5 separate regions of the Mus musculus genome follow, and all the other regions are linked to region 3. The links are chromatin loops, found by intact Hi-C in ENCODE. Cell type or tissue: heart. All regions are shown on one strand. Each heading gives the region's core, and the rest is flanking DNA. Links, peaks and the distances in the headings are about the cores only. Region 1 has its middle 25 kb from the start of Gm33926. Region 2 overlaps Lrrc28 (leucine rich repeat containing 28). Region 3 overlaps Lrrc28 (leucine rich repeat containing 28). Region 4 has its middle 12 kb from the start of Gm33926. Region 5 overlaps Lrrc28 (leucine rich repeat containing 28).

Region 1 (6,495 bases), core at 865-5,864, 150 kb after region 3:
CTCGGGAACGCCACTGGCCGTGGGGACTACTTCTACCTTTGGAAAGATCCCTCGAAATGCCCCTGAAGATGGAACCAAGGAGAGGGAACCAAATCTCATCCTGTCACAAGGAGGCAACCAGCATCCTTTGACTCTGTGGGCCTTAGGAAGAGAAACAGGTTCTCCCCACGTTGATCGTGCAGGCTCCTTGGCGATGTTAGCAGCTTCTTTTGGGATGCTAAGACTAGTTCATCTGTAGACAGTCTCAAAGTGGGAGCCTCACCTGGGCTTTTCCAGATCTTTTGAGGAAGGTTTCCTGGAATGTGATTTTAAACCTTGCATCTGATGACCTGGGACACTGGCCAGGCCACTGTGAGCTTGTCAAGCCTTGCCATCTGTATTGTAATGAGCACACATGGTGACTGTGATGCACAGTTAAGATTGGAAATCACTACTGGTTGGAGCTAGGCAACACAGGGAACTCCTGGAAACTGTGAACATTTTATTTGTTTTGTTGTTGTTGTTGTTAGTTTATTTATTTATTTATTGTGCATGTACACATGTGTGGGCAAGTGCGTGCATATGTATGTGTGTGTGTGTGTGTGTGTGTGTGTGTGTGTGTGTGTGTTTGCACATAGGCAAACATGTGGAGGCCAGAGAATGATGTCTGGTTGTCTTCATCTTGCTCAAGATCGGTTTTTGTTGATGTTGGTGGTGGTAGTTGTTTGAGACAGGGACTCCCACTGAACCTGGAGCTTACTGCTCCCAGCAGTCTTCAGGAGGCCTCAGGAATCCTCCTGTCTCTGCCTTACCCATGCTGGGATTACAGGTGAGCCACATAACCTGGCTTTTTACGTGGGTGCTAGTGGTTTGAATTCAGGTTCTCATGCTTGCTAAGCTCTTTACCCACTGAGCCAACTCCCCGGCTTGACATTTTATTCTTGTGTACATTTTTTAGAGATGAGATCTGAAGCCTCCAGCAAGGTCTAAAAAAGAAAATAATAATAAAAATCTTGAGTCAGAGGAAGTAGACCAAGAGAAGAGAATCCAGCAAATCTTAGGATACCAGCCATAACATAAGCCAGCACAAGGCACAGAATCAAGGTTTAGAGCTGTCCCCAGCTTGCTGGGCTGCAGGCATTGCTTTCCCAACAGCCCTAGTGGGCAAGGGCCAGCAAAGGAGACAGCAACATGACAACCTGCAGGAGATCCCTTCCCAGCAGGAAGGATGCCCCTTTTCCACAAAGTAAGAGACCCTGCCATGGGACTCTTCCCAACCCTGGGTGATTGGAGTTGCCTCTCCAGCCAAGATGACTACTTCTCTCTCTCTCTCTGACATTCCTGCCAGTTCAGAACTCCATCCTGTTTGTTCCTGGAGGACACCTTGCCTTCTCTAGCTTCAGGCTTTTTCACCCCTGGAAAAGGAGCTTTCTCCTGACCTCCTGTCTGGTGGCATGACATCTGCATTTGGGGAAGGGCAGTTGCCCTGTGGGCACCTTTACAAGTAGTTCTGCAGGCCACACCACCATTGTCATTCTGTGCCGGGCCAGGGCAGCCAGCCAGGCGATCTGTCACAATCTGACTCATTAGCAGACAGGGTCTACCTGCAGGACACAGCTAGGTCCAGGACAGCACTCAGGCCCATCGAGATCTCAGGTCCAGATGATGTCCCAACATAGCGCCAAACAGGTAACACACAGTTGCTGTTGTCTTGGAGTAAATGTTCTCATATTTCACAAGGCCTCTGAGGCTTCTGCTCAGCTCTTCCCTCCAAGGAGAGCTTTTTTTAAGGCTGGGGGAAGAATGGAAGGAGGCAGACTGTCTGTCCAGGCAGGGCTGTCTCCCACATTTGGTAAGCCTTTAAACTGGAAGCAACACTCCTGTATTTACCCATCGGTCCCTGCATTCCCCTCTGCTTCAGTTCCCTACCAGTCTGGGGTCAAGATGGCCAGCTTTTAGGGATATAGGAAGGAAAAACCCAGGAGTGTTTTGGCAGTGCTGAGATGTACTGTTGAACCACCCACCAGAGGCCATGACTATTCTCCACATAAAGCCAGGCCCACCACCCTCAGGAGGCCTCACCACCTCCAGGCCTGCCAGGAGACTCGTGTGTCTGAGATGTAGGTGCCTACTCTCTTTTCCTATGGTGGCCTTCAGCCACCCTGCTATGTTGCCATTCCCACTTCCCGCAACCTCACACCTGTTCCTACTGCAGCTGTCTCTGGGCCTTTGGGGGAAGTCCTTGTGGAGGGCTCTGTCCACATCCCACAAAGCAGCAGCTTGGACACCTGCTCTTTGACTCTGATGTTGGTCCAAACCCAAAGCCTCACATGTTATCTTTCAAATTATCCTGTGACCATGGGACCAAAAGGGCTGGGGACAGCTGTCTGTACCTGGGGCATGGCCATACAATCCATACCTCTCCCACAATAATCTGGGGCCTAGAGAATCAGAGAGAAGGAATCCTCCACCTGACTGCTCAGCACAGGACAGGCACAGCCTCTATGTTAGTCTCCTCCAGCTGCCCTCAAACACCCCGGACTGGGTGGCTGGAGCAACAAAAGCTTTCTTTCTAACAGTTCTGACAGCCAAGGTCCAAGTTTAAGATGTTAACAGTTCTTCTAGGGTGTCTCTTCTTAACTCAAATAGTCATTTCTTCTTCTTGTGTCTTTACACGGTCTCTGTCTTCTCTCTGCCTCTCTGTCTCTCTTTGTGTTTCTGTCTCTGTCTCTCTCTGTCTGTCTCTCTCTCTGTGTGTTTCTCTCTTTCTCTCTCTCTGTGTGTATCTGTCCAAATTTTCTCTTATAAGGACACCAGTCAAATTGGTTTAGCAGCCCTCTAAGGACTTCATTTTAATTTAATTATCTCTTTAATTATTTCCAAATATGGTTACATTCCGAGGTTCTGGGAGTAAGGACCTCAACAAGTGAATCTTGAGGAGGAACACAGTGCAGCTCATGATAGGATTTCGGGAGCTCCTGAGTGCCTTGGGACTTGCCAGACTCTGAGACAGAGCCTAGAGCCCTTTTCTGGGAAGCTCCTGACTCTAGGTTGAGAGTCACTGAAGGCGGCAATCCTGCGCAGCCCAGAAAGAGCCTGTGTCTTAGAGGCAGCAGAGCAGGAAGCAGCATGTCTCTCTGGTCCATGCTCCTTTGTTTTTTCACTTTTCTCATGTTAAGGATCAAAGCAGAAATCCCCTAGAGAAGCAAGACTCCAACCTGGTTTTATTAAGCCCTATTTTACAAAGTGAGGCATAGGAAACAGGGGTGGCGGGGGGAGCATTGGCCTTTGAACCATCCATCCCTGAAGCCCACGCTCCTGACCATAAACCTGAAAAAATGGGGCTTGGGGGCACAGAGGGTGAGTTAAAAACATCGAGATAGAGAAAGCTTTCTAAAACATAAATCCAGAAACCACGACATAGAGCATGTTATCTGGAGCAGGAGAGATGGTTTAGCAGCTAAGAGCACTGGCTGCTCTTCCAGAGGACCTAGGTTCAATTCCCAGCACCCACATGGCAGCTCACAACTGTCTGTAATTCCAGTTCCAGGGGGTCCAACATATATTCAGGAAAAACACCAATGTACATAAAGTAAAAATAAATCATTAAAAAATCTTTTAAAAACATTACTATTTAACATTATGCAAAGAAACCCTCTCGTGGCCCCAGGTGACAGTGCTGGCCACTGTCACCGCAATTGGGAGAAGGAAAACGAAGGAGACACTAGGTAAGACCGCTGTCTTTAGTACATAGCAAACATCTCGAAATCAAGGAGAAGCCCAACAACTGACAGGAGAACAGGGTAGCAGGTGGAAGGGAAGAGACTGTTCCCCGAACAAATACTGAGTGGCCGCCCGAATGCAAAAGGACACTCAAAGCCATTCACAGTGGGAGGAGGGCAGAGGGGGTGCTCAGGCTTCTTTCACAAGTGAGAAGGAGAAAAGAGGAAGAGACAGGAGGGTGGGGAAAGAGAAGCGCTTTCACTTTCTGGAAGTGGGTATGAGCTGAGAGAACCCATCTTAGAGGTCCATTTTACATAGTTGCCTGGAAGCAACTAAATAAAAATGCCAAGAAAACACCGTTCTACCAAGTAGTGTCTACAAAACGGACCTGCCCTGAAAACTGACTCACGAGCGTGTTCTTGGTACCCACTTTTAAACATTAAATCCCAGAGGCAGCCTAAAGGCCTCATGCTGAAAGTAGGAATGCTTTTGCCCCAGCAACGGAATTTCACAGGGGAGGACTGAGGGAGGCAGAAGTCAGTACAGACCAAGTCTGAATTTATTAGCGTAAAGGCTATAGCATCTCACACGGCTCAGGTTGGCCTCGGGTTCCCTGCACAGATGAGGATGGCCTTGAACTTGAACCTCTGATCTGCTTGCCTCCTCCCACTGAGTGCTGGAATCACAGATGTGTGTGGTCACACATCTGGTTTATGCAGTGCTGTGGATGGACCCCTGAACTCTGTGCATGCGTGGCAAGCACTCTACCACGGAGCTATGTTACAAGCCCTGCCATTTTTAAAAAAAGAACGATTTTGTCTGCTTTATGAGATAGGGTCTTATGTCTGTCAGATTGGCCTCAAATTCTCTATGTAGCTAAGGAAGAAAGACCTTGTCTTTGGATACCGGATCCTTCTGCCTCTACCTCTCACTGGCGGGATTACAATTGTGCTACATGCCTACCCAGCTCTATTTTGTTTTCTTAAAACATGGCCCTATTCTATAGCCCAGATTGGCCTAGAACTCCTAGGCAACCCTCCTGCTTCCATCGCCAAAAGGCCCATGCCCTGCTCCTTACAACTAATTACAAAACTGAGCCCTGGCCCAGACCCCAAGCTGACTTGTGCAACTTCCCCGTGACCCTCTGCTGTGATTTGTTGTCCTCGCCTTGTCAGTGAGGGGGAAACCACTCCCTGTATGAAGCTCAGTCCATCTGTTTTGTTCTGCCTGTTCTCTCTCCCAAGTGAGGTCAGCCACTCACAGGAAGGACAAGCCACAGCGAGAACAAAGCCCTGAGAGGCTGCAGGACAATGAGCAGACCCCCACCTCTTGAGCCTTTTCTAGAAGATCAAAGTTCCAGACTCCTCCTCCCCGGGGTGAGCACTGTGTGAGCTGAGCATACAATAGGTCGGTCGGCTGGTCGGTCAGTTGTCACAGGCTCTGTTTGCCCACTCTACCTTTCTCCACCGATGACAAGGCGTGACACCACCCTTCTAAATAAAGGTTCCGAGTTCCTGGGACAGCAAACTTGGAGCCTGATTCCTGAGAGCCTATGGCCTGATATTTGGCTCATAAAAAGGACAACAAGGGGCAGGGTGGTGCAGAGAAGGGCTTTAGTGAGGGAGGGAGGGAGATAGGTACCTCTTCAAAGATTGAAGTCAAGATCCCAGGGAGAGCATTCAGGTCACCCCAGGAAGAAACCCCCTCCTTCAGGAGTCCAGGGTGAGCCATAATCCCTGCTCAGAGTCTCATTTCTTTAAACCTAAACGAAGGGAAAGGGGTCACACCCACAGTATCCTCTCAACCAGCACCCTGAGAAGCTGACGGCCGGCTGACCAATGCGCAGGGGCAGGGACATTTTGACCTTTGTTCCCTGCTTCAAAATGAAGTAGCACAGGGCTTGTGGTCACATACCTGCTGAGTGAGTGATGGGCTCCTTGGGACACATATGAAGAAAGTCACAAGCCTAAAGAGGGGCTGTGCACTCAGGAATGCTGTCCTTTCCCTCCTCCCCTCAAAGCTGTGACCCCATTCTCCTCGCTCCATCCTTTATGCTCTCCCTCCATCTCTGTTTTCCACAGAGGGGAAAGGCGTTTTGATTATGAAGCATTTCTGGGGCTGCTTAGGTCTGCCAAGTGCTGGGCTCTTCGTTAGCCCCCCTTCTCAGCCTCTGCCTGAGTGGAGACAGCAGCATTATCTCTTCATTACAGGTTTAGGAGCGCTGACCAAGAAAGGTCAGAAGGCTGCCTGCCCAAGGTCAGACACCCTGCAGCCCAGGGTATGACGGAGGCCCTGCCTGATTCTCCAGCACGGAGCTTGGGAGCATTTGGGCCACAAGAGCTGGATCAGAGCTCCAGTCAGTCTCTGGAGCCAGAAACTGCTGGAGGGAGACACGGACACCCACTGGAAGAGGTGAGGCTGCAGATGTGATCGGCGTGGGGAAGTCAGACAGATAAGAGCTGAGGGACCAGACAGGCAGGCTTCAGTTTTGGTACTTAGACTAGACTTTTAACCCACAGCCCCATGCAAATTTGATTCATTGGACAGTCAGAGAAGAGTATGGAAAAGGAGGCCTTCAAGCACAGGGCTACATCCACAGGGCTCATCAAAGATGCTCGAATGAGTCTTCCCGGTCAGGGACTCTGCTCCTGATGGCACAGCTTTTGGATGTGTTCTCTGCTTTTTGTATCCAGGACACTCTGGAGTGGAAAGCCTATTCTGCCCTCTAACAGCCTGTGGGCAGGGTCACTGTGACCTGGCCATGGGAGTGTTGGAGGAGAGCCAGCCCAGAGT
Region 2 (5,000 bases), core at 1-5,000, 70 kb after region 3:
TATGGTTATGTAAACGATGTAATGGGGTCTGGTGCATGGATCTGTCTGTGCTCAAAGAAGTTAGCATCTAAAGGAAATTCATTGTTCTAGAAAAGTGGCTGAAGTGTCTTTGTTATTTAGGGAGTTATATAGGTGATTTGACTTAATTTTGAAAGTCATTTTGGAATGGTCTGTGAATTAGTCTGAATTTGTTGTGTGGGCCTCCTGTGTTTTCTTGTACTGGGCATCCAACTTACTGAACTGTGATGGTTGGCTTGACATGGATAGAGCATTCTGAGCAGGCAGTTTTGATGTGTTCCTTTGATGCTTCAGTTTCTGTTAGCCCCATCTCTTTGTTTAAGAGACTTTGTTATTCATCTTTTGATAAGTAAATGGACCTTATACTAGTCAGGATGTAATAAACACAGATCCTGTTCTGTTCTGGCATGTATCACTCTGTGCTTGCTCACACTGTGTGATTAAGAGAGCAATAGCCGGAACACATAGGAGCGTCTTGTTCCTACAGCCATGTGGACTGCATATGCCAGAGCCCTGGTGTTGATAAAAAGAAGAACTGAGGTTTGTAGAGGACTCCCAGCCTTTGCTGATTTCTAAGCCCCACACTTGGTCTGTGAGGCTGTAAAAGAAGGAACTACTTGAGGTGTGGTGCAATTCCTTTAAAAGTAACCCAACAAAGGGGAGAGAGGACCTGCAGAGAACATATCCAGAGGTTAGGCACAGCCCCCCAGTTGGGGGCCACCCATCTCCAAAATATTAATCCAGAAGTACAGGTCCAAAGAGTGGAACAGAGACTGAAGGAAAGGCCACCCAGGGACTGTCCCACTCAGGGATCCATCCTATATGCAGACATCAAACCCAGTCACTATTGCTGATGCCAAGAAATGCTTGCTGACAGGAGCCTGATATAACTGTCTCCTGAGAGGCTCTGCCAGAGCCTGACCAATACAGAGGCAAATACTTGCAGCCAACCATCAGACTGGGCAAGGGAACCCAATGGAGGAGTTAGGGGAAGAACTGATGTTGCTGAAGGGGTTTGCAACCCCATAGGAGGACCAACAATATCAACCAACCAAATCCCCCAGAGCTCCCAGGGACTAAACCACCAACCAAAGAGTACACATGGAAGGACCAGTGGCTCCAGCTGCATATGTAGCAAAGGATGGCCTTGTCGGACATCAATGGGAAGAGAGGCCCTTGGTCCTATGAAGTCTTGATGCCCCAGTATAGGGGAATGCTAGAGCCCGGAGGCAGAAGTTGGGGCGGGGGGGGGGGGGGTAAGCAGGGAGCATCCTCATAGAAGCAGGGGAAGGGGCATGGGATGGGGGTTTGCAGAGGGGAAACAGGGAAAGGGGATGACATTTGAAATGTAAATAAAGAAAACATCCAATTTTTTAATTGATGCATGTCTTAATCCGAGGATTCAAGAAGCAGGAGGAGGCAACTTTCTGTGAGTTTCAGGCCAACCTGGGCTACAACAGAGAAACCCTCTCTCCAGAAAACAAAGAAAATAGCCTCCTGAACAGTCACTGGTGGCTTTCAAACCTGGACAGGCAGACAAATAGCTCTGTGCTTTGCAAGTTTCACATACTGAGCCTTTTTTACAAGGCCCTTTTGTTGCTATTTGTTTGTGGATATGTGTTTGATTTTAGTTTTTTGAGACAAGGTCTCTTTGCATGGCCCTGGTTGTCCAAGAACTCACCATGTTGACCAGTCTGGCCTTAAACTGAGAGATCAACCTGCTTCTGCTTCCTGGGTAGAAGAAGGGTTTTCTGTTTGTTTTTTGAATGTTCTTTTATGATCTTTATTTAGCATGTAGTATTGGTGAAATAATATAAGTAAATAATATTAATCAGAAGAAAATAAACCTTTACTGACTAGTAGGTAAGTAGTCTCTTCTAAAGTCTATCATTTAGTGAAGAGTTTCTGTATTACGTACGAAGAAACCAGGGGCCAGAGTGATGGTACAATGGCTTAGAGCACTTATGCTCTTGCAGAGGATCTGGATCCAATTCTCAGCACCCATGTAGTGGTTCATAGCCATCTGTGACTCATAAACTTCCAGGGAATCCAATGCCGTCTTCTGATCTCCATAAGAACAGGCATGACATGGTACAAATGCATACATAAACTTCATACACTTAAATAATCTAAACAACATATATGTAGTGTTATTTATTTACATTCATATAGGTGTGTGTATATACATATATGTACATATATACACACACATATATATACATATATACATATATATACATATATATGTATATATATGAGAGAGAGAATGTAAGAACCAAACACAGGGGCTCATAACTATAATCCTAGCAGTTGAGGGGCTGAAGCAGGAGAATTGTCATGAGTTGTCACCAGCCTGAGCTGCTTAGTGAATTTCAGGTTAGTCTGGGTAAAACAATATAAAAAAAGACTCAAAGCTTTTCCATGCAGCAGATTCTCGTATTTCAGGCTCATTTATTTAAACTGCTAGTCCTCTGGGCTTGGGAGTTTTGGCAGCAGACTATATTCTGGCTGGCTAAAAGCGTGCTTTCCTGAGGCAGCCAGAGCCTAGCTCTCTCAGCTGGGACCTTGCCAAACAAGGAGCTTTCTCACCCTGACCAGCAGGCTGTGCTGTGTCAGCTAAAACAGCCGCCGGGCTCTCCTCAGGATCTACACTCCTTTTCTGATCTCTTTACACTCAGAAGAGCAAGATAAATGGTCAGGGTGTGCTGAGCACCTGTTACTGTGCGATCAAGCTTGGCCCCATATACACCAGCTTCATGAAGTCACAAATCCGTGAGCTATTACATTGTCATCCTTATCATACAGCAAAGGAAGAGACTGAATCAGGGAAGCAGGAACCAGCTACCCTGTGGGAAGCCAGGATGCAGTCGCAGTCCTGACTCCAAACACACTAAGAGCAGGTCATTGCTTGCTCCCTCTCCCTCTCTTCCTCTCTCCCTCTTTCTTCCCTCCCTTTCCTGCATTCCCTCCCTCCTCAGATTGTACTACTTGGAAATATTAAGTGGCATTAACATGTAATAGGCTTTAACACAGCTGATTCAGCTATAGCACAAGATAGTATATACTGCTAGGGCACATGTAATGAATTCGAAAGTGCTCTGGGAGTGCCAGCCAGATCCCCCTAAGATGAAATGTAGCCAAATAGTATTTCTGAGTCATTAACTAGTCATCTTTCCCCATAAAGCAAGGAGAGGAGGCGTGTAAGGAGAAGTAGCAAGTGTCGGTATGTATTTAACTTTGTGGTGTGATGTCTGCATGGCACCTCATCTAATTTGCACAGAGGCTTTTGTGGTATATTAGAGCAGAGAAGTGCTTCCTCTGTCGTGTCCCATTTTGTGTCCTTGGCTTGAAGGGATGAATCATCATCTCCAGAGGCCGTAGCCTCCAGCTCGTTCCTTGCAATTAAAGGATAGAAAAGGGTTGGTACCCTTGCTGCATGCCAAAGAAAGTTCTCTGTTAATTGGCCACACTTCCCAGTGTGTCACTTACTAATAATAATGAAAATAATACCTGTCATATACTAGAGAAGGCTCTGTTCCAAGAATCCTGCGTCACACATTTATAAACCTAGCCATTCTTCCCAAACTTAGGAGATAGTTTTAGTTCCCCCATTACACCGATGAGATCCTAAGGCCACGTATCTAGTAAGCAGAAGAATGAAGGTTCAAGCCCAAGCTGTCTGACTCTAATCTACTCTCCTTTCCTAATTATTAATTTGCTCTGTGCCTTACTGCGGCTCCAGTCCAAGCCAGGACCTCCTCCGCTTTGACTTCCTTGAGCTACTTGGGGGCTCAGAAAGGCACATATGAGACTATAGACCATTTAGCATTTTGGAGTTGTATTTTTGAGAACGTGCTCATGTTGGCCTCGAACTCTTAGAAATCCACCTGCCTCTGCCTCCCAAGTACTAGAATTAAACTCATGTGGTACTTGTGAGTAGCCCATTTATAATTTATTAATGAAGTTTTTATTTTAAAAGTTTTCTATGTCTTAAACTCCATAAATTTCCGCTTGTGTTTAAAAGCCTTTGTCATAGAAATTGTGAGAAAACAGGTATTTTAGTGGATTTCTGAGGCCTTTTCTGTTGTTACTGGAATGTGATATTGATTAGTTAATATTTTTCCTCACCTGTTTTGTAAATGTAAAATTTTGTGGTTCACTAAGAGAGCAGTTTTCAGTTTTTTGGTACATACATATTTTATTCCTTTAAATCTATGCTACATATTAAACGTGATTCTTTTCCTATGCTCCTTACACCTGATACAGCTGGGGACCAGGCGGTGTTGTGCCCTTTCCCATAGAGCTTGTTGAGGTACAAACAGTCCTGAGCAATGGTGCGATGTCACAGCCACTGGGCTTTCTGCATTAGTGCTTCTCTCTCATTGTGTTGTTTTCTGTGTTTGCAGCTTGATTTAGCAGCAGATAGGAAGTCTGGGATCTGAGTACTTGGTGATAGTTTTTCCTCTTGATAATCTTAGAGGTTATTATTATTCATGTGCAGTGTTCTGAGGGCATGTGTCATGGTACACGTGTGGAGGTCAGAGAAAAACTAGCAGGAGTTGGTTCTCTCCTCCTGTGTGGGTCCTGAGGGTGACACTGGGGACGTCTGACTTGGCAGCACCTTCACCTACTAAGCCATCTTAGAGATCTTTCTTTTTTCTTTCTGGTATAAAAGGTAAGCAAAAAATTTTCAGAAATGGAAAAATAAATTATTGGCTAAACATAAATGGTGAATGCTAAAGTATTTTATGCTAGACATAAGAATGAATTCCAACTGGATTATGAATATAAATACAAAAGGAACGAGAAAGCAGGGAGGGGAGGAGAGAAAAGGGAACCCCACTAATCCTGAGAGAGGCAGAGGCAGGAGGAAGAGCTTGGTTAACTTGTGTTAAAACCTTTTAATTGTCTGGATTTTGGCATTTGTTTTACTGAAACATGGCCTTGCTAGCTGTTCAAGAAGGTCTTGAGGACACCGTGCA
Region 3 (5,000 bases), core at 1-5,000:
CATTTGTGTTTGGTTCTTATATGGTTTGCTTAGACTAGGAGCAATCTCAGATCTAAGGATAGGTTAGCTCTCTTGCAAAGGCCTCTCTAGGCTTTCTCTGGTTGGCCTGGGTAAGGGCAGGGCTTGGCAGTGCACTGGAATGTATGCCTCTTGGTCCAGAGAGCTTTGTGTGCTGTTCAGCTGATAGCTTTTCTCCTGTTTTGGTTGTTTGCCTGGTTGTTGTTTGTTTGTTTTGTTTTGCCCTGTTTCTCTTATGCATGTGCGTTTTATTGAATTCAGCAAAGGGTTATGGGATCTTTTAAGTTACTGGAGCTGTTTTTCGGGGGTGGGGAGTCGGGGAGTAGTTCCATTGTTTCCTGAAGCCATTCCCCTTGGCTGCTAACTGCTTCAGTCCTGATAGAGGCCCCATAACCTAGGAATTCTCTTCCTATTCCATAGTTCAGAATCTCCCTACTTGCCTTGCTAGTTCTTTTTTTTTTTTTTTTTGGAAATATAGTCTTTGTCACCTGTTGTCACTGTCTGAAAATAGTTGTTTCATAGATCCCATCTGGCTTTCCCTTGTTTATAGCAGGCAGGTCAGTCTGGTCCCTGTTACTCATTATGTCTAGAAGTGGAAGTCCTGTTCCTTCAATTAAGAAGAGAGCTTTTTACTGTAGTGTATGTTTCATGGTTACAGGGAAGTTGTAAAGATAGCACAGGCTGTTCTGGTATACCCCTCACCCCGTTTCCCCTGGGTTAACATGAGTTCCATGGGACATTTGTCAACACTAAAACATTGATGTTAACATAGTGAATAACACTTTGTTTCAGTTGATTATAAAATAACACAAAAAGACCAAGTCATTTGCCAAAGTGACTGTACCCTTAAGTGGTATGTGTACTAGTATGAATTTGATTTCTGGCCGTATTTCAGCAAAATATGAAAACTAGCTCCATACATCCGTCCTCTAGTCCCCCAGACACGGGCCATCATGCTCTTTTGTGACTGTATGTGACTATGAAGGTTCAATAAAGGCAGTGGGGTGCTCTGGGGGACCTGTCACCCAGTTACTAAGAAAGGGCTTGCTGCCTGTTCCACGTGGACTCTCAGTTTGTTGTCTCCTAAAATGATTTGTGGAATTGGGATTGCATTGTACTTAGTGCACAAATGAGTGATCTTTTGGAGACCCTGATAGTTCCAATGTGTAGTTAGGATCAGGAACACTCTAGTGGTATATAGCATCTTTATTTTAATATAGACACATTAGTGTATTAAAATGTGTTGTTAAGTTTCAGTCATAATAATGGGTACTCTTTTTTTTTTGTGATTTTTATGTGATGGCATCTGTTCATATTTACATACTGTAGTGAGTGTACCTGCACATTGATTTACAGTTTTTTGGCACAAATGACCTTGAACAAGAATGTTTCCAAAGGAGCTGGGCATGGTGGCATACGCCTTTAATCCCAGCACTCGGGAGGCAGAGGCAGGCGGATTTCTGAGCTCGAGGCCAGCCTGGTCTACAAAGTGAGTTCCAGGACAGCCAGGGCTATACAGAGAAACCCTGTCTCGAAAAACCAAAAAAAAAGAATGTTTCCAAAGTATTGAGTTCAAAATGTGTAATCAATTCATATACACAGAGTGAAGAATGAGTTTTAGAGTGCACACTTGGTTAAATTGTGTCACATAGTTATCAAGTGAAGGCTTACTTCCTGGCAAACACAGAAGCCAGTCCTATGACTGCAGCTTTTGCCAAAAGAAAAGGCTTTGTTGCTTGATTGACTGTCAAGAAGAGCAGACACTCTAGGCTCAGGTCTCTCCTCTGTCAGCCAGTGGTGATGGAACATGGAAGGAAGGAGAGGGAATGCTTGGTGGCCAAGTGGCATGGCAGGGGTGCTTGTTTCTCCTCAGCTTTCCTTGTCTTCTCCTGAGGATGTGATCTTGTCAGACAGCCTGGTCGCTTCTCTTCATAGTATCTTTTGAAAAGCTGGTTTCAAACCTTAGAGTCATTAGTGAAAAGCCCTTAGGTATTTCCTGGAAGAAAAAAATCTCACATCTGAGTGTGTCTGGTCTTAGCTGATTTCAGAACCCACAGGTTAACATTCTGTACAGCACTGGTTTAATTCGGCATAAAAAAAGCCTTCACAATTTTTCTGCTTTTATAATTCTGTTCTTACTGACATTTTAGCACTCACTAAAGATAGTCAAAACATGAAAGAAAATTTCTAAGTTATATTTTAAAATACTTTGGGGATTTATTTTTTTACCTACAATAAATTGGCTGGTTTGAAATCAAGTGTTCTAAAATCGAGTTGTCCTACCTCACAAGAAAATCAGTTTTATTACTGATTTTATTTTTACTGTACGATCTCTGGCAGTCATGGCATGTAGCTCTGAATATATATAGTTTCAGATGGTACCTGGAGTCCCCACCAGAGTGTGCCAAAGATGCTTCAGTGGGAAAGTGTTGATGACTTAGACAAGCCTGGACTTGTAGGTCTTTTTAAAGAAGACTTCTGCTGCTGAGAAGTCAGATTTCTGTGTCTTGGCATCTGAGTATTTCTGCGGAGACGTTAGTGAACATCTAATCTCTATTCTTGGGTTACAGTAAGCATGCCAACTAGAGACATCTTTAAGAGTTTTCTGTTTGTTTTGTTTTAAAGATTATTTTGTTTGGGTATTTTCCCTGCAAGTATGTACGTGCCATATGCACACCTAGGGCCTGTGTAGTGAAGAAAAGGGTGCTTGTTTTCTGGAATTGGAATTATAGACGGTTAGGAGGCACCAAGTGGGTGCTGGGACCCTGTAAGAACAAGTGCTCTCTCTTAATGGCTAGCTGAGCCAGTTAGAATTGTCTTCAGTCCACTTTTACTGTTTAGAAACTAAAACTGATCTTTCCTTTTACACAATAGGTATTGATTTTTCTTTACACAGTAAATATATTTCTGAAAACCTAAATAATTTAATGAACTAGATGTACTAGTAATTTTAAAAAAGATTTATTTATTTACTATATATAGTGTGTTCTGCCTACATGTATGCTTGCACACCAAAAGAGGGCCTTACATCTAACTGAAGGTGGTTATAAAATATCACATGGTGTTGCTGAGAATTGAACGGGAATCTGGAGTAACCTCTGAGCCGTCTCTCCAGCCTATGGAACTAGAAATTTTTTAATGAGGTTAAATACCTTATGATTTTTTTATATTAATGATTTTAAAATGACTAAATCAGAAGATATATTTAATATTTGTTATTTAGCATATTACTCTCAAAGCATTAGCTGTTGTTATGTCTGTGTGTTTTGGAAGTTTTGCTTATATTTGATAAGTTTTCAAACAGAGCTTGTATTAGCTGGTTATCTGACAAAATACTGAATAATGACAGCAACTTTCCCCTCCTTTTGTCACAGGTACCTTCACTCAAATAACATAGTTGTGGTTCCAGAAGGTAAGCATACTTATAATTCTTAGTTTGAAAACAGTGTCATTTATATTTTGCTTTATAAAAATTTGATGAGCCCCGGACCCTGTCTTTCTATCTCTAGCTCCTTAAACCTATTTTGGTTGGTAAGTTAGGGAATTTTAATTTAAAGGACTTTCAATTTATTTGCTTTAAAATGTAAGTCCAGCTAAGACAGATTAAATGGAGACATCTAATAAGACAATAAATGGCCAGGAAAATTACTAGACAAACTGCTGTTGGGAAATAGTAAACTAAGTACTTGGTGCAATTAACTAAGAATTTAGTTACATATAAAATAATAGATTCTTTAAAATTCTTATGGGGGGGTGTTGTGGGGAGGGAGTGTGTGGGAAGAGGGTAGCAGAGGACCACTTTGTAACTTGTTCCTCAGATGTCTTTTTTTTGAGGGAAATCTCCCCTGGTCTGGTACTCACCAAGCAGGGTCAACCTAGACCCTCTCTGCGCCCCCAGCTCTGGTTGCAGGCATGTGCTGCTGCGTCCCCAGCTCTGGTTACAGGCATGTGCTGCAGAGCTTTTTAAATGTAGGGTTTTAGGGTCTGGGCTCAGGTTTCCTTGCTGGCAAGACAAGCACTTAAGCAGCTGAGCCACTTCCCAGACCCTGCTCTTAGTGATGCCATCTGAGGTGGGCTCCTGTGTCTCCCTGCTGGCTTCAAACTACTCTCCTGCTTCAGCCTCCCAGGACCACCCCAGCTGGGTTCATCTTCAAATTCTTTATTTAGTCGCACATTCCCCCATTGTGTTAATGTTTTTACTTGTTCTTAAGTTAATTTTATCTCAAGAGATGCTTTCCACTTTAATAACTTCATTTTCAAGTCCTGTGAGTGAAAGACAGAGTCAAGAGCGAAGCGTTCGCCTAGGAACACTGAGTCACACTCATTCTGCTTCTCCCTTCCTTTTCTCCCTGAAGCCATCGGGTCCCTCGTGAAACTCCAGTGTCTGGATCTCAGTGACAATGCCTTAGAGATCGTTTGCCCAGAAATCGGTGGTCTGAGAGCGTTGCGTCATCTTCGATTAGCTAATAACCAGCTACAGTTCCTACCTCCAGGTAACCCTGACTGTATAGTTTCTGTGTGTCCGGAATCTGTTTTCAGTACCGTGCACACCAGCAGCTGGTGTTAGATGTATTTACAAGTATCTGTTTAAGGATGGAACGAAGGACTGTAGGTGAAACCTGACCAAGCGTTCTGAGAACCCGGTGTAAATGTGAGAGGATAGTGTGTGTGTGTTTTGGGGCCACTGCTGGGGTTTTGATGAGTGTCCGCTCATCACTCTTCTCACTGCTGGGCAAGGTGATTGTGTGAAGAGCTGTTGGCTCTGAATTTCACATCAAAGAATGTGAGTAAATTTGGACGCTTAAGGTGTCTTTTTGTAAAAATAGTATTAATTAAAAACTTAAATAATATTTAACCTCATACTGCTACCAACTATATTCAATGCAGGAACTTTCAGGTCAGTGAAGAACATTATTTTGCAGGGTTTGATCATTCCAACTTCCAAGTTCTCTGTTTAAACATCCAGCGAGTTAGATGCTCTT
Region 4 (6,495 bases), core at 791-5,790, 170 kb after region 3:
TCTAGGATAACTCTACAAAAGTAAGTTGCTTCTTAGTGATTGCCACCAAGTGCACATAGACTGCACTTTACAAATATTGAAAAGAGGAGTTTATGCTAATTTAATGAGGCACGTGAGAACTGTGTCCTGAAAACTGCAAAGCTCTCATGAAGGAAATCAAAGCTCTAAGAAACTGAAGAAACAAAGCCAATCCTAATATTTTAATTTTCCCCTATCTGACAGACAGCTTCAGCATAGTTCCTACCAATGCTGCCAATGGCTTTTTATAGATGTTGATAAATTCCTTCTAAATTTATATGGCAAAGCAAATGAATGTGACTAGCTAAACTTTTTATTTAATATATAGAAAGAAGAGCCTGCCCAGTTTCAAGCCTTATTATCTAGTTACAGCAGCACAGACTGGTGCTGGCAGAAGGTTACATACATAGATCAATAGAATAGAACAGAGAACCCAGAAATAGACCCACACAAAAATGCCCGAGTGATAGCTGGAAAAGGTGCAAGGTAATTCAGCAGAGAGATGAGCCTCTGCGCCAGATGGTGCTAGAGCAATTGGACGCCTGTGGGCAGAAGGGTGACCTTCGACCTAATTCCTCATCTAATTCACACCAGATCCAAAACAGACTGTGAACTTCAATGTGAAACTGTAAAACTTTCAGGAAAAAAAGAGAGAGAGAAAAAGAGAGAGAACTTTTTGGAATTTAGGGTTGAGGCAAGAGTTCCCAGACAAGATACCAACAGCATACACCATCAAAAGAAAAACTGATAAATGGAACTTTACTAAAGTTTAAAACTTTATGAAAGATTTTGCTAGGGATGAAAAGACACAAGGTTGGGAGAAAATGTGTGTGAAGCACTCATTTCATGGTTAGCTCATATCTAGAACACAGGGGCAGGGGAACTAAAAGCAACAAGCCGGTTAGAAAACAGCAGGAAGAGACAGATGAGAACACTGGGCGTGAAAAGCCACAGTGAGATTCCAACGCATCATCTATCATCACATGGTTCAAATGAAAGGCAGGACCTACACTTGGTTCTCTGCATGGCAAAAGTAGGGATCATCAGAGGAACTGGATTGCTGGTGTGTCGTAGCAGGGGTGTAAATGGCCCAGCCCCTGCAAAGGAGCTTGGTATAAACTAGGCATGCTTCATTTGGGGAAAAAATATGGATGGAGCTGGAGGTATTGTTAAGTGAAATGATCCAGGCTTAGAAAGACATCTGCGTACTCCGCTGTGGAATATGAAACGCTGACCTCATAGGAATCGAGAGGACAATGGGGGTCACCCACACTGGGGAGAGAAGAAAGTGGAAGACGGGATCACTGAGAGCTAAGTTACCCTTACACAGCAGCAGGGAGTTCTGCCGTGCTACCACGCACTAGGTGACCGCGCACGCCGATTATTGTGTGCTGTTTGTTTCAGAAAACCAGAAAAAGGGATTGAGGGCGTTTTACTATTAAAAATGATAACTATTTGAGGAAATAGATACATTTGACCTGATTTGGCCATTAGATAGTTTAAATAGGTTTTGAGATTTTATAAGCTACCCACTAATATGTACATTTTTATGCTTTTTTGTATCTGTTTTAAAAATATTTTTATATATTTGTTTACTTATTTTATGTATCTGAGTACACTGTTGCTATCTTTAGACGATTCTTTGAAGAGGGCATTGAATCCCATTACAGATGGTTGTGAGCCACCATGTAGTTGCTGGGAATTGGACTCAGGACCTCTGGAAGAGCAGTCAGTACTCTTAACCACAGAACCATCTCTCTAGCCCTAAAAAATAATACATTTAATTTAAAATTTCAACGTGTGTAAAATAAACTAGCATAACATGCAGCTGTCACATGGCCCAGCATTGCATTCTGGGTGTTTATTTTAGAGAAAGGAAGTATATATTCCTATAAAACTTGCCCACAAATATTTATAGGAGCTTTAGAAATTGTATACTCACACTGAAAACAAACCAGGTGTTCTCCAATGGTGAATAGTTAAACAGACTGTGGTACATCCATTTCCAGGAATATTAGCCAGCAGTGAAAAGGAACCAACTGTTGATATATACAACCTGGATAAATACAGCCTGGGTAAATCTTCAGGGAACTGTGCTGAGATAAAAGCCAGCCCCAGATGTTATGTGCTGTGCTGTGCTGTGCTGTGCCACTCCATTTGCATGCCATTCATAAAGTGACATAATCATAGAAATAGCAGGCATCTTTGATATTTCCTGGGGTGAGGAATGGAGTGCAGAGAGTAGGAACTAAGATTGGGAGAGAACTAGTTATATTTTAAAAACACTAACAGGGTCTTATGGATCTCTCTTGACTGTTTCTATGCTGATGGCCTTGCTGTAAAACTTTGTATAGTTTTGGAAGATTTTTATCATTGGAGAATACTAAGCTAATGGGTATATGGTATTTCTCTACTTTTTCTTATAGCTGTTGGCAGATCTACAATGATCATAGAGAAAGCACACACACACACAGACACACACACAGACACACACACACACACACACACACACACACACACACACGTGTTGCGGCATGCATGTGGAGGTCAGAAGACAAGTTTCATGGCGCTGACACTATCCTTTTTTCTTTTCTTTTTCTTTTTTTTTTTTTAAGGCAGGGTTTCTCTGGTTTCTACCCGTGCATGCGCTGTGTTGGGCAGCCCTGGAGCTTCTGGCCAATGCTCCTGTCTCTGCCTCCCATCCAACCATAGGAGCACTGGAATTATAGCTGTATATTACTGCACCAGGATTTGTACATGGGTTCTGGGAATCAACCTTTAGTCATTAAGTTTGCATGTCAAGCCCTTTGACCCACTAAGTCATCTCCTTGGCCCAACACATTTTTATTACATTTATTGAGTGTGTGTGTTGGGGGGCGGGAATGCCTGCCACTGCATGCCACGTCAGTGGACAACTTACAGGAGTCAGTTCTCACCTTCTACTGTGTGAGTGCTGGGGCTGGAATTCAGGTCATCACACTTGATACCCAAAGTCTTAACTTGCTGAGCCATCTCACTGAACAATGTAAATGTTTGTTGTAGGAGCTAACTGACTTATAGGTCATTTGTTACCTTGCCAAGTCAAGCAATGGCTAGGAGCACCCACACAGGAACAGGCAAAGGGAATCAGCTGGGAGGACCCACAAGGCATAGGAGAGCACGTGTATGGGGTTCTTGCTATAGCAGTAGGTCAACCTTACATGTGCTTGCAAATTCATACAGAACCAGCTCTGCCCACACCAGGTCTACTGGAAAGAACTCAAAAAGACTCCTCAGGGGAAGGGGATTGGTTGGAAGGGATACTTTTAGTTTTAACTAGACAAACAAGCAACAACAAACCCACTTCATTTCAGAGATGAAGGGAAGGCTTGGCAGAGAAGGAAACAATGGCAGAATTCACAGAGCTGGGAAGAAATTCAGAGTCTGGTTCCAAACACCGGCCTTCTGACTCAGATCCAGAGCGGTAGCGCCAGGAAATAGGCCAGCGGAACCTCCTCCAGCTTGGACTTGGGTGGGAGGGGGCTGTAGATAAGAAACTCTCTGGAGAGGAAGAGGCTTGGGCAAAGAGGACCTATGAGGATGTAGAAAGCCGGAAATAGGCTTGGCTGGGATTTCCCCTAGCTTCTGGTGATGTCTACAGAGGGGCTGGAAGACCAAGACAGGAAGTGACATCTATTGTCTGAGGCTGTGCCCAGCACACCTGCCTCCCAGGGTCTGACCATCCAGGCTGGAGACCAACCATAGTCAAGTCACTAGGGTGTGGTGTGGTCCTGAAACTACAGCTCAGAGAGTCCTTGAGTCTAGGGAATCTTGGAAATCCTTGAGACAGAGGCCCCATGTGACTTGAAAAGGGATAGAAGAGAGTGCAGGATAGCACAGAAAGAGGCAGCTTCTTAAGAGAAAGGACAATGGCCTAGAAGCAGAGGACCCCCTATAGCCAGTTTGCTTAGCCCACGTGCTGCATAAAGCCAGGTCCTGATGATGCTCCACTGGGATCCACTGGGATCCACAGAGGAGTCTTGAATGAGAGCAGAAACCAACGCGTGCTTCTGGATGAGAGAAAGCAGAAGAGGTGAAGTTGGCTGTAGGGGTGGCCATTCCTACAACAGCAAATGCAGCAGACTGAAGAATGCAAAGGGAAGTTGAGAACCAGAGAAATATTTTACTAACTATATTTGAAGTAGATCTTTTAGCCAGAGCAAGGAGGACTAGGTATGGGCACCTGTTGACTTCTTGTCACTCACTCCACAACCTTGCTCTCTTCTCTGAGCCTAGGGACTAATTTCCTTTGGTGTCCTAGTTAGGGTTACTATATGGTGGTGAATATATGACCAAAAGCACCTTGAGGAGGAAAGGGGTTTATTTGATTTACACTTCCACATCACTGTGCAAACATCAAAAAAAGTTGGGAACTCAAGCAGGGCGGGAACTTGGAGGCAGGAGCTGATGCAGAGGCCATGGAGGGGTGCTGCTTATTGGCTTGCTCCCCATTGCTTGCTCAGCTTGCTTTCCTATAAGACCTACCACCACCAGCCCAGGGACGGTACCACCCATAATGGATTGGGCTCTCCCCAATCAACCACTAATGAAGGATATGCCCTATAGGCCTGCCTACAGCCTGATCTTATGGAGGCATTTCTCAATTGAGGTTCCCTCTTCTCAGATGATTGTAGCTCGTGTCAAGTTGCCATAAAACTAGCCAGCACAACCCATTCCTTATCAACTTGACACACAAATACATCACTGTTAAGCCACAACCTTTCTTCTCTTTTTCATCCCCCCACCCCGATCACACACTAATAAAGACATTACAATATACAGCATTTTGCTTAAATTTAAATTAAACTTAAAAAGTACCAGAGCTTAACAAACTCAAACACTTTAAAAGTGATCTCTTTAAAACTATCCAGTTTTTTAAAGCCCAAAGCCTCTGTAAAACTCCAGGTTTTTTTTTTTTTTCCAAGTTTAAAAATCTATCAACTGTGAGTTTCTGTAAAATCAAAAATATTTCCTTATTTCAATAGGGAAGAAGCGTAATCTGAACCCAGGAAATTCAAACTCCAATAATGGAAACAACTCAATGTCCAATCACTGGGATTCACTCACGATCTTCTAGACTTGGATCGCTTCTCTGGCACCACCCTCTGCAGCACACACAGCTTGTTTTTCAGTCTCTGGCTAACCCACTGCATCTCTGTTGCTGCTCTTGGTGGTCATCTGTGCTTGGTGGTCATCCCACGGTACTAGCATTTCCAAAATGCTGGGACTTTCTTGCTGCAGTTGGATTGTACTTTCATCAATATCCTCTCCTGGGTGGGGACTCTAGTCCTAACACACAGTGCCAAGCCTCAGCTGCTGTTCATGCCCTCTTTCATGCCTTCAACACCAGTACCACCTCACTGACTCTTACACTACCAAGTCCAACTTCCAGCACAAGGTACAACCTTAACAACCTCTGGAACACAGCTTGCATATACTACCTTTGAGGAAATGCTTCCCAGAAGACTTCACCTCAATGGTGCTGGTCTCTTTTTAATCACAGATGATTTTTCAGGCCTAGCTGACCAGAATCCATTATTCCAGCAAAACAAAGGTTTTACTTTAGCAGTCCTGCTCTCTTGTCAATCGTGGCTGATTTTTTTTTTCTGCTCCAGCTGACCAGATAGACACTATAGATTCCTCATACAAATGGCCTCATACAAATGGTTCAAAGGGGATAGTTGCTTCACAAGTCAGGCCTCCATCATCTGCACTGTTCTCAACATTTGTATCCTCTAAGCTCCTACACAACATCCCACTGTGTTCTCAATACTCAGTGGCTTTTCTCATCCAAAGTTCCAAAGTCCTTCCACAGTCATCCTAAAAACATGGTCATGTCTGTCACATCAATACCCCATTCCTGGTACCAAGTTCTGTCCTGGTTACATTACTATTGCTGTGATGAACATCCTAATCAAAAGCAAGTAGGGAAGAAAGGGTTTCTTTTGTTCACACTTCCACATGCCAGTCCATCCTCAAGGTAGTCAGGGTAGAAACTCAGGGTAAAAACTCAAGGCAGAAACCTGGAGGCAGGAAATGATGCAGACACCATGGAGGGAGGGCTCCTTACAGACTTGATCTTTATGGCTCATAAGCCTGCTTTCTTATAGCAACTAGGACCACCAGCCTAGGAGGGGTATTGCCCACAGTAAACTGGGCTCTCCATTATCAATAAAGAAAATGCTCTACAGGTTTACCCACATACCAATCTGGTGGGGGCATTTTTTCTCACCCAAGCTCCCTCTTCCAAAATGACATCAGCTTGTGTCAAATTGACAGAAAACTAGCCAGCACAACAAATATCTATATTTGTCTCAAGATGGCAAAAACTAATTATGACAGGAGGCAAGACCATAGGCTGGGAATATGGCTTAGTCAGTTAAGTGCTTACCATGCAATCACAGGGACCTGAGTTCCATCCTCAGTACCCACATGAAA
Region 5 (5,000 bases), core at 1-5,000, 57 kb after region 3:
TAATTTTCTTTCCAATTTCTTTTACTTGTTGGTTATTTAGAAATATGTTGCTTAATTCTCAAGTATTTGGGGGATTTCCCAGATTTCTTTCTACTTTAATGCCCATTTGGTCAGAGTCCCTCCTCTGTATGATTTCAGTCCTGTTAAATATGAGACATACTTAATGGTGTAGTGCCTTGTTAGCCCTGGATAGTGCATCATGTGCTCAAACAGAGTGTGTTTTCTGGTGTGGTTGCTAGGGTGTCAAAAGAGCAGTTTGCTTGATGGCAAAGCTTGAGTCGACTGTATCCCTGCCATTCTCATGAGCTGTGGCTCTGTGGGTTGGTGACAGTGGTGTGTCACATGCTCCCTTGTCATCGTTGAAATGATACTTTTTCTTCTCACTTGTGACGTTTTTGTCCCTTCATTTTGAGTTTTCATTATGTATCTGTATACTTGTAATTATTGTTTGATTTCTCCTGAATTAATGATCATTTAACGATTATGAAATATTCCTCTATCTCTTAAAGGAACTCATATCCTATAATAGATAGATAATTAGAAAATTAACCTCATTTCTCTGTGGTTGTTGTTTGCTACTGTGCTTTTTCCTCCTTTGACTTAAAGCATAGCTGTGCCTTCGAATCTAAAGTGTGCTTCTTATAGATATCGTGTCTTTTTTATTTTTAAATTTCAAAGCAAAAAGCCATATAAAAGAGTATAAAACTTTGGAGAGATATCCAAAGGGGGATGGGCAGGAGCTACGTGACTATGCGAAGAGAAGCTTTTATAGAGAAGTCAGTACCGGGAGGGGTCGCAGCAGCTTATGGACACAGCACAGAACACAGCACGGGCCGAGCAGGCAGATTGAGATTCAAAGGACAGACGGCTGTGCACAGCCCACTGACCGCTGCCCACTTGCCATGACGTAAAAGCACACCACACTATACTATAGGCAATTCTACACGAGCAGGGTTGGGGGTGCGGGGGTGGCCTTCTACACTACTGTAAGGGCTAGGGCAGAGGAAGTTCTATTCACAAGGAGGAACTAGGGGGGCTTTAACCGGTCTCTGGCCATAAGGGGCGGCCTGGGGCCCTGGGCAGTGGCCTTCTGAGAAGAAATGGCACCTGGTAAGGTGGAGGCCAAGGGCTTGACAACAGGGTCCCAGTGGAAAAGCCCCATCAAAGTGGCTGAGACTTTATGGCCACTTGGTCCCTTTTTCTAGCTACTGGACTAGACCCAGGGTCTAAGAATGACCTTGCTGGGTCTCCCTTCCTGCTAGGACCAATGACCCTTCCACCAAGGGCACCTCTGGAGTACCCAGCACTCACAGAGGCCCCTCTTTCCTCTCTGGTCTTAAACTTGTTTAGAAGCCTTTTTGTTGGACTGAAATGCCCTCTTAAATCCAAGCTGCCCAGGCTGAACGGATGGAGGGGTCTGGCCTGGTATTTGTCGATGGCTAGAATTTGAGAGGCAGTCTAACATCCTTATACATTTGATTGGCTTTTTTAATTTCCTTTTTCATTTTTTTGTTTTTCAAAACAGAGTTTCTCTGTATAGCGTTGGCTGTCCTAGAATTTGCTCTGTAGACCAGGCTAGCCTCAAACTCAGAGGTCTACCTTCCTCTCCCTCCAAAGTACTGAGATTAAAGGCAAATGCCACTACACCTGGCTCAGTTTACACTTAGTACAGTTATTTATATAGTTGTATTTACATCCGTCATTTCGCCATTTATAGTCCATGTAACTCATAAATATTCTTGTTCCTTTGTTGTTGTTGTTTTAGCTTAATTTTTTAGTTTGTGATGGAGCAGGGGAGAGACAGACAGATAGAGACAGACAGCAGTCTTGAGTGTGTGCGTGGTGTGCTTGTGGAGTGAGCTGAGAGTGGACTCACGCTACTAGGCTTGCTCAGCCAGTGCTAATACCCCTAAGGCCTCTCTCCAGCCCTCACCTTAAGTATTTTTAGTGCAAAACTTCAGTTTTGTTGGCTTTTAGGCTTTATGATTTTAGGTGTCTTGCTGCCGTGAACATGAGAAGTCTGTTTCTAACAGTGTTGTACAGGATGTGAATATAGGTGTTTCTTTGTGTTTATAGTCTTTATTGAGCTTTTTGGATCTTTAGATTAAAATTTAGCCACTATTTTCAGTTGTTTCTACCCTCTTTTCCTGATTTTCTTCTTATTGGGATATCAAGTAATTTTGCAATTGCTTTCTGTCCTACAGGTGTCTGTAGTTCTGTTGATTTGTGTCTTTCTGTTGCCTTCTGGTCCTGCCATTAGTGTTTTCAAGCCTTCTGTGGAGCAGTTGTGCCTTTAACTTCCTTGGATCAGGGCATTTACTTTGGACCATTTTAGTCCTTTGGAATGTGAGACCTGCTTAGTGTTACAGCTGTGGTGAAACCTGGAACAATGCAATGTGTCTTTTGCTCTAGTTTTTGAGGTGTCACATGAGGTCAGCTTGATTAGTTTTTTTAATAATTCCTATTATGCTCTTTTCTAGGAAAACAAAAATTTGGGTTTGGATCCTCATGTTTTGAACAATGGTCCAGAGCAGTGGTTCTCAGCCTGTGGTCATGAGCCTTTTGGGGTTCACAGATCAGATGCCCTACATGTTGGCTATTTACAATACCATTCATAACAAGCAAAATTACAGTTATGAAGTAGCGATAAAATGGTCTGGTTGGGGTCACTTCCTCATGAGGAACTGTGTTATTAGTGTGGCAGCATTAGGAAGGTCGAGAAGCACTGCTCTGGAGGGTGCTAGAAGCCTATGCCTGACTCTGACTTTCTCTGGTTTTGTTGTTTAACATATCCAGTCAAGTTTGCCTGCTTATCTTTAAATGTCCCTGGATTCTTCCTTAAGTTCTTCATACTTTCTCTTTTATAGTGGCACACATCCCCTAAGCCCGGGTTCCCTTCCACAGCGGTGCTCTCTGCAGATTTACTTGGCGTCCTGTCCACACTCCAAGCTCAGGCTCCTGGTCTTTACTGTCGCCCGTGCCTTCAGCAGGCCCTCGGCCCGGCCTTCCTGTTCCTCCCGTTGTAGATGGGTGCCTGGCCTTCGTTCCTGGGCATGGGCACACTGGGTTTAGTGTTTTCCCGTCTGTGCCCTGCCTCATGCTTCCAATTCCGCCCCACCCCCTGCTGGGAATGCAATATCCTCCTTCCTTTGCCCTTTCCAGGCTCCGTTCCCAGGAACTTTTCCAAAAGCCTGAGCTCTTCCTGTGACTTTCCGTCCTCTGAGCTCCTGTCCCACCTTGTTTCCTGGATGTGTTGTGGTTCCAAGGGCACTGCCTGCTGGGACATTCTCTTGTTACCTGGCCCATGTGGATGTCCAGTCACTCCTACAGTCACTGCTAAAGTTAGGGCAAAAGTTTCTGTCCTTTTTTTTTTTCTTTGTCTTTTTCTATTCACTTTTGAAACATGGGTCCACTCCCTCCCTTAGCATCACACCCCACATATGTGTAATTTGATTTTGTGAATAGATATGAAAATGGACTTAATCAGCTATACCACTGCTAAGAGCAAACACAAGAGTGAATTTACCTCCTTCTAGTACAGATCAGTTAAGCTCAGATGGAACAAAACTGCCATTGAGAATCATATGCTACATACAGAATCATGCCTACCTGTTTTCAAATGAATATTTTACTCAGTTTTTTGAGAAATTAGTAAATAATGAGTATCCTAGGATAAGTTTGTCAATATTAGAAAAATTACTTGAAGTCAATATATTTTGACCCCACATTCCTTTCATAAAAACAAAACAAAACAAAAAAAAACAAAACAAAACAAAACAAAAAACTAGCTGTTAAGAATGTTCCCAGGGCCAAAGAGATGTGTCAGAGGGGAAACGCATTTGTTGCTAGGCCTAATGATGGGAGCTGGATAGCCTGGAACCTACATGGTGGCAGAGAGAATTAGCTCTCAGAAGTTGCCCTTTGACCTCTGTGTACAAGTACATGTATACATAGCAATAATAATAATAATAATAATAATAATAATAATAAATGTAATACAATTTTAAGGTTGTTTTTAGTAATAACTCCGTAGCAAAGACAGAAAACTCTTTCTGTAAATGTCCTGACTATAAACATATTTAAGCTTTGTAGGACACATATGATCTCTACTCTATGATCTTTCTTTGGATGTTGTGGTTTTACTATTTTTTTTAAAAACAATTTATCTTTATTTTTATATTAATTAGCATTTTGCCTGAATTATGTCTGTCTGAGTGTATCAGATCTTGGAGTTACAGTCGTGAGCTGCCATGTGGGCACTGGGAATTGAACCCTGATCCTCTGGAAGAGCAGTCAGTACTCTTAACCATGGAGCCATCTCTCCAGCCTCTGTAGTTTACTATTCTTAAAATGGAAGTGCCAGTTTCAGCTTGCCAGCAGGTTTGGTCCGCTGGGTTGTAGTGGGGCTAACTCCTGGTCAGTAGTAAACAGTCAGAAAAGCTCATGTGACAGCAAAGGACTTTACTATCTGACAGACGTGATGTTCCTCAACTACTTGTGTGTCCAGGGTGGTAGTGCAAGTTCTAACCTAAGAGGAATGGCTGGAGAACAGGGTTAGGGAAGGCAGGTGTGAGGGAGCCGCATCATAAGTCTTTACACCAAGTGTCTGTGGGGGAAGGAGCAGGCCTGGCCTGCCCCGTGCTGCAGTGGAGCCATGGAGTAGGGGAGTTCTTCTGTGTTTACCTGGGTGCCTCCACTCGTAGATCTCCTATTATCTGCTTAGGAGGGCAGCTGTACAGTTATGGAAGCAGCTACCTTGAAGTAACCATTCCTTTCTCACCTGACCAAGGACTTGGCTTCATCAGTATCAGGCTTCTGCCTTGGGTTTATGACTGTGCCTTACTCTTTAAGCCAACACTTTTCAGTATTTAGGAAACTCTGACAATTGCTGGGGCTTGGTAAGTTAGTGCTTGCTATGGAAGCATTAGAATCTGAATTCAGATCCCCCAGACCACAGAAAAGCCAGGTACTTGGTGCATATCTGTAACCCTAATTGGTGT

The links. Hi-C counts contacts between places; a loop is a spot of excess contacts. Peaks named below come from ENCODE experiments on the same cell type or tissue, not always from the same donor. Only the 100,000 strongest peaks of a DNase experiment are listed, where the experiment ranks them.
Region 1: a loop joins it to region 3, with 2.4 times the contacts of the local background. A loop is called at or near these places in 6 of 42 quality-filtered maps.
Region 2: a loop joins it to region 3, with 2.8 times the contacts of the local background. A loop is called at or near these places in 11 of 42 quality-filtered maps.
Region 4: it touches region 3 in a loop (8-fold over the local background); 6 of 42 quality-filtered maps call a loop at or near these places.
Region 5: it touches region 3 in a loop (2.5-fold over the local background); 8 of 42 quality-filtered maps call a loop at or near these places.

Annotation. Positions count from the first base shown.
Region 1 is chr7:67,462,236-67,468,730 of GRCm38, reverse strand. No RefSeq gene overlaps it. Among named protein-coding and RNA genes, the nearest start is that of Gm33926, 25 kb to the right of the region's middle. In heart, for the core only: no CTCF peak of the experiment used is centred there; DNase peaks (open chromatin) are centred at 3,820 and 4,970; H3K27ac peaks cover 1,686 bases.
Region 2 is chr7:67,547,035-67,552,034 of GRCm38, reverse strand. All of the region lies in intron 6 of Lrrc28 (leucine rich repeat containing 28), which reads left to right. Among named protein-coding and RNA genes, the nearest start is that of Gm23233, 21 kb to the left of the region's middle. In heart, for the core only: a CTCF peak has its summit at 2,602; a DNase peak (open chromatin) is centred at 2,574; H3K27ac peaks cover 350 bases.
Region 3 is chr7:67,617,504-67,622,503 of GRCm38, reverse strand. Lrrc28 (leucine rich repeat containing 28) reads left to right here. Exons shown (of 10, transcript NM_175124.5): 4 at 3,393-3,430; 5 at 4,374-4,511. Among named protein-coding and RNA genes, the nearest start is that of Lrrc28, 25 kb to the left of the region's middle. In heart, for the core only: a CTCF peak has its summit at 2,409; no DNase peak of the experiment used is centred there; H3K27ac peaks cover 527 bases.
Region 4 is chr7:67,448,716-67,455,210 of GRCm38, reverse strand. No RefSeq gene overlaps it. Among named protein-coding and RNA genes, the nearest start is that of Gm33926, 12 kb to the right of the region's middle. In heart, for the core only: CTCF peaks have their summits at 3,559 and 3,759; a DNase peak (open chromatin) is centred at 3,600; H3K27ac peaks cover 1,186 bases.
Region 5 is chr7:67,560,479-67,565,478 of GRCm38, reverse strand. The region is part of intron 5 of Lrrc28 (leucine rich repeat containing 28); the gene reads left to right. Among named protein-coding and RNA genes, the nearest start is that of Gm23233, 7.7 kb to the left of the region's middle. In heart, for the core only: no CTCF peak of the experiment used is centred there; a DNase peak (open chromatin) is centred at 3,098; H3K27ac peaks cover 842 bases.